Linked DNA regions of Homo sapiens: region 1 is linked to region 2. The links are chromatin contacts, found by Hi-C or POLR2A ChIA-PET in ENCODE. All regions are on one chromosome and are shown on one strand. The core of a region is the stretch at or near the end of the contact, and the rest is flanking DNA. Distances in the headings are between cores, read along the strand shown. Region 1 holds the start of XK (X-linked Kx blood group antigen, Kell and VPS13A binding protein). Region 2 holds the start of PRRG1 (proline rich and Gla domain 1).

The links. Hi-C counts contacts between places; a loop is a spot of excess contacts on that map. ChIA-PET counts read pairs that join two places held with the same protein, here RNA polymerase II (POLR2A). Pooled maps may share reads with other maps.
Region 1: a pooled map shows a loop between it and region 2 (3-fold over the local background). The contact joins the promoter of XK here to the promoter of PRRG1 in region 2. A Hi-C loop is called at or near these places in 2 of 50 pooled maps. POLR2A ChIA-PET finds 5 or more read pairs at or near these places in 2 of 52 experiments (AG04450 and HEK293T).

Annotation. Positions count from the first base shown.
Region 1 is chrX:37,684,383-37,688,801 of GRCh38, forward strand. XK (X-linked Kx blood group antigen, Kell and VPS13A binding protein) reads left to right here and starts at 1,409. Exons shown (of 3, transcript NM_021083.4): 1 at 1,409-1,824. The coding sequence starts at 1,580. LANCL3 (LanC like family member 3) reads left to right here. Exons shown (of 5, transcript NM_001170331.2): 5 at 1-81. RefSeq lists a silencer at 1,151-1,530 and enhancers at 1,200-1,711, 1,712-2,221.
Region 2 is chrX:37,347,791-37,352,446 of GRCh38, forward strand. It overlaps PRRG1 (proline rich and Gla domain 1), which reads left to right and starts at 1,574. Exons shown (of 4, transcript NM_001142395.2): 1 at 1,574-1,605. RefSeq lists enhancers at 1,370-1,881, 1,882-2,392.

The sequences.
Region 1 (4,419 bases), core at 159-2,658, 340 kb after region 2:
TTATAATACATTTATGTACAGTACACTTAATGTAAAACCTGTGATAATCCTTTGCCTTAAAATAAAATCTAATGCTAAATATTCAGTGTCCTGATTAATAATTCTAAGCTACCAATTTTTCCTTTAAAGCTAACCATGATGTCAAGTAAAACATTACACAAATACTCTGTGGAGTGTTGCTGCTGATTCTGTATTTGTGGCAGTGTATGTATCTTGGCCCAGGACATGGTGGCCTTCTGGGTTCTATAAATAGACATTAGTAATCCTTTTAGGGAAAGGGCCTGCTACCTCTCAGCTGCTGGCTGAATCTGCCCCTTAACTCATAAATGGATTTTCTCATGCCACATAAAAAACAGAAAAACAGCCCACCACATTCTCTCCCTGTACCTCTTTTTTGGTTTGATTCCTTTTGAATCTTTATATTCTATTTGTGTTTACATTATTTTCCTAAATAGAAAAATGCCAGAGATGCCTGAAGATTGAAATCACCCAATTTCAACAGGGGAAGAGATCTTATAATTATTTAAGTCTAATCCCTTTATGGAACCTGAGTTTCAGAAAGATTTAGTGACTTGATCGAGGTCTGAGGGACGGGGGTGGACTGAGTACATCCTGATATCAAGAAGATGGTGGAAAGTTCAATGGGCTAAAAGGAGTTGTGTTAGTCTTGGTATTGGCACACCAATAAGCAGAGGTCTGTCTTGGAATAAAAAAAACTACTTCCTTATTAGGCCCTGATCTTTGCCCTGAATTACTTACAGTTACAGAGGAATATATTTTGTAGGCAGTTTTTCTGGGAGGTAAGGACAGGTTCCTAGAGACGATCTTTGACGCCTTTTCACCACTGGAAGCAATGCTTCAGACCACTGTATTTGGAAGACAAAGGGACATGCTCACATGGCACAGTGAAAAGTGAAATCTTTTCCCACTTGGTGGTGGGTGCATGACAATATACTTGCACTTTGAAAAGCCTCTGTGTGGTCTGGTTATTTTTAAAAGGCCAGAAATGCTGGCCCTTTGAAGAATCACGCGTTTCCTCGGCCCAGAAAATAGACTGGGCTAGAAAGGCGCCCGGACTCCAATTCTGGGCCCGGGTGGTTGCAGTTTTTCAAAGGGATGTGAACGGTTTCCCAAGATAGGACCCAAGGGACTCTAGGACCCAGAGGCTGCGCGCGACGCCCGCAGGGCGAACTGCATCCTTTTGAGCTCCCGCTCCATGGCCTGAGCCGTCGTAGGGCGCGGGTTCGCGGCCCGCCAGGGGACGGTCACCACAGAGACGCAGCCGGCACTGGCGAGCGAGCGAGCAGGCGGCGCACGGAGCGCGTGGGCGTGTCCCGGCGGGGCTGCGCAGCTCGCCCCACCCCACCCCACCCCAGCCAGGTCGGCCGCCCCCACCAGGTCCAGTTCCAGAGCCCAGGCCGGTCGGCCGGGCCCGCGTGCCCTCGGCGGGCTGCGCAGAGCGCGGGAGCGGTTTGGGGCTGGGCATGCTGGGAGCCCCTCGGGCAACGGCCGCCGCCGCCACAGCCACACAGCCGCCGCCACTGCGTCCGTCCCCGGTGAGCGCCGCTGACGCGCGGAGATGAAATTCCCGGCCTCGGTGCTGGCGTCCGTGTTCCTGTTCGTGGCCGAGACAACGGCGGCGCTCAGCCTGAGCAGCACCTACCGCTCGGGCGGGGACCGCATGTGGCAGGCGCTGACGTTGCTTTTCTCGCTACTGCCTTGCGCGCTCGTGCAGCTCACGCTTCTCTTCGTACACCGCGACCTCAGCCGCGACCGCCCGCTCGTACTGCTGCTGCACCTGCTGCAACTTGGGCCCCTTTTCAGGTGCGTGCAGAAGCCCAGAGCCAGCCCCAGGCCGCAGCCTCGGTCCTGTAGCCTGATCTCCCCACCTGCTCGAGTGGAGGGAGGCGGTTTTCCTGTGGAGACAGGTGGCTGAGCCCCAAGCCGGTCCGCCATGCCCCTCAGCCCCATTATTCCAGTCAGGAACGCGACGAATCATGGCATAATGGTTATAAAGTTGGGGCACACTGAATTCCTGTTAGGTTCCGTCAAATGAAATAGCCAACATTCAACTGAAATTGACCAACAAAAATGGCAGTTTCTTGTGGTTCAACCTCATTAAAGACATTGGTTTCTCTGGGGTCAAGTAGGCTCTGACAGGATTGGCTTGTGTTGTCACAAACCCTTGGGAAGTGTGTTCTAAGCTGTGGTTACGGGGACAGCATGTACAGGTGATTTAATTTTAATTTATCAAACACATGGAGCTTACTGTGTGCCAAGCACTGTTCTAAAAGCTTTAACAGTATTTAATTCTCATAGGGAAGTCAAGAAATCCATGCACCATTCTTTTCTCTTGGTGGCGTTACGAATATTATGGGATATGGAAACATATGGGGTTCTAGAAATGTCTTCCGGCCCTGGCAAACTTATAAACGTAGCCATTAAAGCTGGTGCACAATGCACCATGAAAACAAAACTTGCTGTGTGTTAAGTAAAGAAAAACTGTTGGTGACATTTCTGGAAATTAATTTTTATTAACACAAAGCAAGTAGAAATACATGGTAATAAAACAGACTGGCTTATCTAAGGAGTTTAAAATGTGTTGTTTTAGTACCTTTCATCACTATAGGAAAAGCAAAACAAAGGCCGTCCATTTGGATTAGAAATAAGTTTATAATACTGAATTTTAGACATAGGCGACAGAGGAATTTGAAGAGATGGAAAGGCCAGAGAGACACCTCAGCTGCCAGAAAATTCAGCTAGCCCTACCAGGAAATCTCTCTCTCTCTCTCTCTCTTTCTCTCTCTCTCTTACACACACACACACACACACACACACACACACGCACACACACACATTGAGGAGCAAGATAAATTTTACAAAGTTATAATTTTTTTTTTTTTGAGACAAGGTCTTGCTTTATCAGCCAGGCTGGAGTGCAGTAGCAAGATCATAGCTCATTGCATCCTCCACCTCCTGGGCACAAGTGATACTCCTGCCTCAGTCTCCAGAGTAGCTAGGACTGCAGGCAAGCGCCATCATGCCTGGCTAATTTTCTTTTTTCTTTCTTTTTTTTTGTATTTTTTGTAGAGACAGAGTCTCCCTATGTTGCCCAGGCTGGTCTCGAGCTCTTGAGTTCCAGTGATCCTCCTGTCTGGGCCTCCTAAAGTTCTCTCTATGTTGCCCAGTATGGTCTGGAACTCCTGAGCTGAAATGATCCTCCTGCCCAGGCCTCCCAAAGTGCTGGAATTACAGGCATGAGCTACCACGCCTGGCCATAAAATTTTTGCACCTCATATTAAAGAAAACTGTTCCAGCTGACACACAAACTACTGACTTGTAGTTTGCACACAGTCACAGCAAACTTGGTGAACAAATTTCTCAGCCTCCAGAAGCTGCAGAATCCTAGAAAGGAAAATAAACAGGTACACTGGCAGGAGTGGGAGGTTGCTGCTGACTTCTTGATAGCTGGGGAAGAGTCTGGGGAAAAAGAAAGGGAGGGAGGGGAATTTTAAAAGTCCTGCAACCTGGAGCCATTTAGTGAGGAGAGAGTTAGTCCTTCCTAGCCAGGTAAGCCCTGTGGTCTGGACTGTATTCTTGCTCAGTAAAATAAGTGTGATCTGACTTTGGGCAGGGCACTTATCATTTCTTTCTTTCTTTCTTTCTTTCTTTCTTTCTTTTTTTTTTTTTTTTTTTGAGACGGAGTCTTGCTCTGTCGCCCAGGCTGGAGTGCAGTGGCGCGATCTCAGCTCACTGCAAGCTCCGCTTCCCAGGTTCACGCCATTCTTCTGCCTCAGCCTCCTGAGTAGCTGGGACTACAGGCGCCCGCCACCACGCCCGGCTAATTTTATTTTTTTGTATTTTTAGTAGAGACGGGGTTTCACCGTGCCAGCCAGGATGGTCTCAATCTCTTGACCTCGTGATCCGCCTGCCTCGGCCTCCCAAAGTGCTGGGACCACAAGCGTGAGCCACCGTGCCCGGCCTTATCATTTCTTAACATTATCTGTGAGAAGAAAACAGATAATGTTTAAGTGGAGTAACAGGAAAAAGGGGAACTGACATTTCTCAAAAGCTTCTTGTGCTAGATGGTTTGATATGTACTTACATGCCTCAATTCATTGAATCCTCACCATGACATAGACGTAATTGTCCCCATTTTGTAGGTGAAGAAAATGAGGCCTCAGACTATGTTCTCAAGCCTCCTTAAAAAGAGCTAATTATATTCCCTATGCTCAGTGGAAGAAAGCAGAGGACTGTGTAGTACATTCTATTAGTAGTTCCATTTTAAATTAAGAAAAAGTTTGGTCATCTTGGCAATCCAATAAATGATAATACCCTATCATTGCTGCCATTTAAAGTGTTTCTAAACACGAAGAGTAACCCAAGACAAAGCTAATGACATAATATATATAAAAACAG
Region 2 (4,656 bases), core at 324-2,823:
AAAAGTTTTAAAAAAACACATATGCACATTTATTAAGGATGCAAATCTTACTTTTATTAGCCTAGCAATTTTTTTAAGAACATGTATGTGAAATATTTTACTAGTGAAATGAATAGGACAAAGTCCTGCTTCCAGGCACTTACAGACTTACTAATCCTGCAAAATTTGTGCCTACATTACCAATATACCTTTTGGCAATATATCTCTCTACATCCTCCCTAGGCTTATTTGACAAGTGCAAGATAGAAATGAGTTCTAGAAAATCTGATTTGTAAAATATATGAATGGAAGACAAGAAAGGTTAAATGGAAGAATTTTGGGATATTCAGATCTTTAAGGGCAATCACCAAACTCTCCCATAAAATGCTCCCATCACAGTTAAAATGCTTGCTAGGAAAGACTATTGGTGTGGTCCTGTGGCAATTCTTTTATTCTTAATAAGCCAAATGTTTCTTAATTCCATCACAATTAAAGTAAAAAGAAGGGGAACTTAGTTTGGAATAAATCACTTCAGGTCCACAGCCCAATTCACTTTGGATTCACTCAGGCGTGTGTTTATTTTAATAGCTGATCTGAAAGCATGTGAGATGCCACAGCTGACCAGACTGTAAACAGAAAAGCATACAAGTTAAAACCAAGCACGCATGCAGCATGGAATAATAATCAAGCTAGACTCCTTATGATGCAAAATGCCAGAAAACCTCCAAGCATTAGGTCAAAGTTTACACAATAGCAAAAGCCTTTTATTCTGTTTCTTAGAGGGGCTTGTAGAAGTTTAAGATTCAAGTTCTAAGATAGCTCTACCTAAAAAGCGAGGTCAAAGATGGGTTTTCTTCTCAAGATATTTGGGTAAGTTTGTACAAGACGGTTTTTTTTTTTTTTTTTTTTTTTAGAAAAAGCAGATAGTTGTCACCAAGAGTTGTCCGGAAACAGTGGCAAGGGAATTATTCCTCAAGGAAAGTGCAATTCTCTGAGCTGTAACAGTGGACAATGGTCGAATAGTCACCAACCACGATCTGGGCTCACACATAGCAAAGAGGTATATTAACTAGGATGCCCTACACAGGCGGTCTGTGGATGAGAAATCCCTATGCCCCTCACTTCACCAGGGCTGAAGAGTACGCGATGAGGAGAAATGACTAGGAAAAGGAATAATGTGTGGTGAGGTATGTATGCGAAAGAGAAAAAGGCTGGCGGGGACCCGCGGTGGCTAGGAGAGACGTGGCGGCCCAACGGCTGACTACTTGGGCCCGCGCCGAGCCAGGCTTTCTCCACGGTGCGTGTGGGAGTGCACAGAGGGGCCTCGACGGCTTTTCTGTATGTGTTATAAATAAACCCCAATAGTGGAAAGCTCCAGCAGGATGCCCTGAGCCCTGGGTCTTCCCAGCAGAAGCGGTGGAGGATCCGCCCCTCGTTTCCCACCCCCGCGCCCCACCCTGTTCCCGCCCCTTCTCTCTTAACCCCGCCCCAGCCCAGCCCCCGCCTCTTTCCACCTCCCTTCCAGTCCGCTCCCGGTTCCTGGCTCCAGCTAGGCTCGGCAGAAATAGGAGCGCGCAGGCGCGACGTGCGGCTCGCAGAACGGCGAGTAGCGGAGCGGGACCCGCTGTGAGTGTGGCGGCCGCGCTGGGTTCCTAGCTGGGGAAACGTGATCCAGGCGAAGCGCCCCAGGAAGGATTGGGGTGTGTGGGGGTGACTTCGGTTCTGCGAGGAGAAACCCGTCAGATATGCGGTAGCGTTGGTAGCGACGCTGCCTGTGGGTGTCCGGCCAGGGCCGCGTGGGGAGCGGAGTGCGTGGTAGCGGGAGTGGGTGAGGGTGGGTATGACGAGAAAAAAAATTGAAGGAATGGGGTTTACAGGCTGGAAGTCCGCACACAGACTGGGCAGGACCGCGAGGCTTGCCAACGGTGCTGGAGGGTGTCCCAGCTTCAAGTTCAGTCCCCTGCTTGGTGCCCATGAGGGACGTCCCAAGCTCATCCCTTCCTCCAGCGCTGCTTTCTCTGGTGCAGAGTTGCTAGAAACATTCCCCGTCGGAGGGGAAAGGATTTGGAGGCGGTGGGCTGTCGGCCCGGGCTAGTCCCAAGGAGGGCGTGGCGTTCGTGTGACTTTCCTTTACCCACCCCCGGGAATGTGTCCCTCTTCTGATCCATTGTGCCCGTGGACATTTTAACAAAGGCTATGACTGTTTTGTAGGCAGTGGCGGGTGACAGTGGGAGGGGGTGCGTGCGAGGTCGGTCGCGGTGCGGCCCTGGGGGATGGGAGAGCGGGGGGAGGGGGAGGCGGCGTGGGGGGAAGTGAAAGGAAGAGAAACAGTCTTCCTGCTTCAGGTTTTTCCTTCTTCCTGGTCCGCTGAATTTGATCACTGGTAGGAACAGCCCCAAGAGGGATATGACTGGAAAGTAGTGTGTGCGCGTTTGGACTCTGGCTCCAGCCACTGGTTTTTGTGATTGTGCTGTGCAAGTATTTTCTACGAGTCCCTTTAGGAGAAAAGCGAAACTAATGGGATTTGAGAGGAAATAATTGAATGAAAGGATGAAGAGGTTGAGTGACAAAACTTAGAGCTTAATTATTTGTCTGTTGATGGTCATACTATAAAGCCAGACTTTGAAGGATGCGAAGGTGTTCAAGCCAGGGTAAGTGAAAAGTTGGTTAGGCTACTGTTGATTGTTTCAATCAAGAGTGGATTATTGGGCATGTGTGTGGATGTGCTGTCAAGATCTTGGGCCGACTCACTTTAGAACCTTTGAAAATAATATTAAGGATACAAAACATTAGGGCAAATATTGTAATATTGGATAAAGCTCCATATGCTTTCATTTTCAAACTTAGGGACTTTTATGAAAGATAGTATATGTGTTCCCAAGCATAGATGTTGATATTTTTACTCATTTGTTTTAAGTTAATACAACAAAATAAACTGAACTTCCTCCTCTCCACCCCTTTCCCTCGATTGTAAATCCCGTTTTATAAACGTTTACTTTCTGATCTGAAGTATACTTAAAAACACAATTACCCCGCCCAACCCCCACCCCTGCACCAACCCCAGGCATGAGGTGAACAGGATTTCTTCTGGTTTTATTGTTATGTTATTCTTTCTTTTTCTATTTTCCCAAATTTGGGGCAGGTGGAGGGCGGGGAGTGTTAGGGATGCCTTTTCTCTTTTCTAGTGCCTGATGAACTCCTATTCATCTTTCTAGACTTAGCCTGATTCACTTCTTGAAAAATTTTGCCATCTTCTCCAGAGTGAATTAATCACACCCTTTTCTGTTAAATTTATATAACTTGCCTTATTTCTCCATTACTACTAGAACCTCAGTCTTTTGTGTTACCCTTGTACCTAGAGCTGCCTGGCATGTGATAAGCACCTAATAAACTAACTTACAGATATATATTAATAAATGCTGTTAGAAAGATGGTAATTCATAGGCCGGGTGCAGTGGCTTACTCCTGTAATCCCAGCACTTTGGGAGTCTGAGGCAGGTGGATCACAAGGCCAGGAGATCCAGACCATCCTGGCTAACATGGTGAAACCCCGTCTCTACTAAAAATACAAAAAAATTAGCCGGGCGTGGTGGTGGGCGCCTGTAGTCCCAGCTACTAGGGAGACTGAGGCAGGAGAATGGCATGAACCCGGGAGGCGGAGCTTGCCTTGAGCTGAGATCGCGCCACTGCACTCCAGCCTGGGCTACAGAGCGAGACTCCGTCTCAAAAAAAAAAAAAAGAAAGAAAGAAAGAAAAAAAAGATAGTAATTCATATTGCATAAAGTTCATGGGATAATACAAGAAATTCAGAATTCTGAAATTGTATTTAATATTTGAGCAGCATTATTTGGAATATGGATAAGTACTGTGTGGAAATATGTTCTCATGTATTAGTCATAGTTTATCCCTCTAAAAAGAGGTGCAAAAACTCTACAGATAAAGGGAAAATAGGGATCAGAAAAAGGTGAAGTTTTTAAAAAGGCCAGTTTCTGATACTGAAACTAGTGAAATTAACTATTTGTAGAAAGACACAAATAGGTTGCTGCTGGAATTTAGGAAGTACTACAAATGAATCAGGTTGCCAGATGGTATTCTCTGAAGGGTGATGTAACTAAAGAAAGCTGTAATCTAACCAGTTGTATTATACTTCTTTTACATCTTAAAGTATTTTCGGCCTTTGGCTAATGGGTCTCTTCATGTTACAGTTCCCTGATAGGCTTGGTCTAACCATTTCTGCCAAACTGTCTTTGACATCTCTCTTAACTCCACCAGGATCACTGGCCTTCCAGTTACCTCTGGCTCCTAACAGGAATTATCTTCCCCCTGTTCCTCACCTCCAGCCTTCTTCTCCTGAATGGATATATGTATTTGAGAAAATACCATGAACAAATGATCACTTACTTTATAAAAGAATGGAATTGGTTCTTTAGTTTAAAAATAAGTCAGAATTGGCTACCTGCTTAGTCTAGCCTTCTGTGCCTGCAAAGCAGACAGAGAACTATGAGCATTAGTAACCCTTATTTTTCATTTCTCCCTTATTCATCTAAATGCAAAAGCACTTTTTTTCATTTCACTTTTAAAAATAGCATTAGTCATTGTTCCTAAAACACTTCAAGTTAGTCTCTTTTTTTGACTAAAACTCAAAACTCAGGGAGGAAGAGTAGTAGCATCCATAAA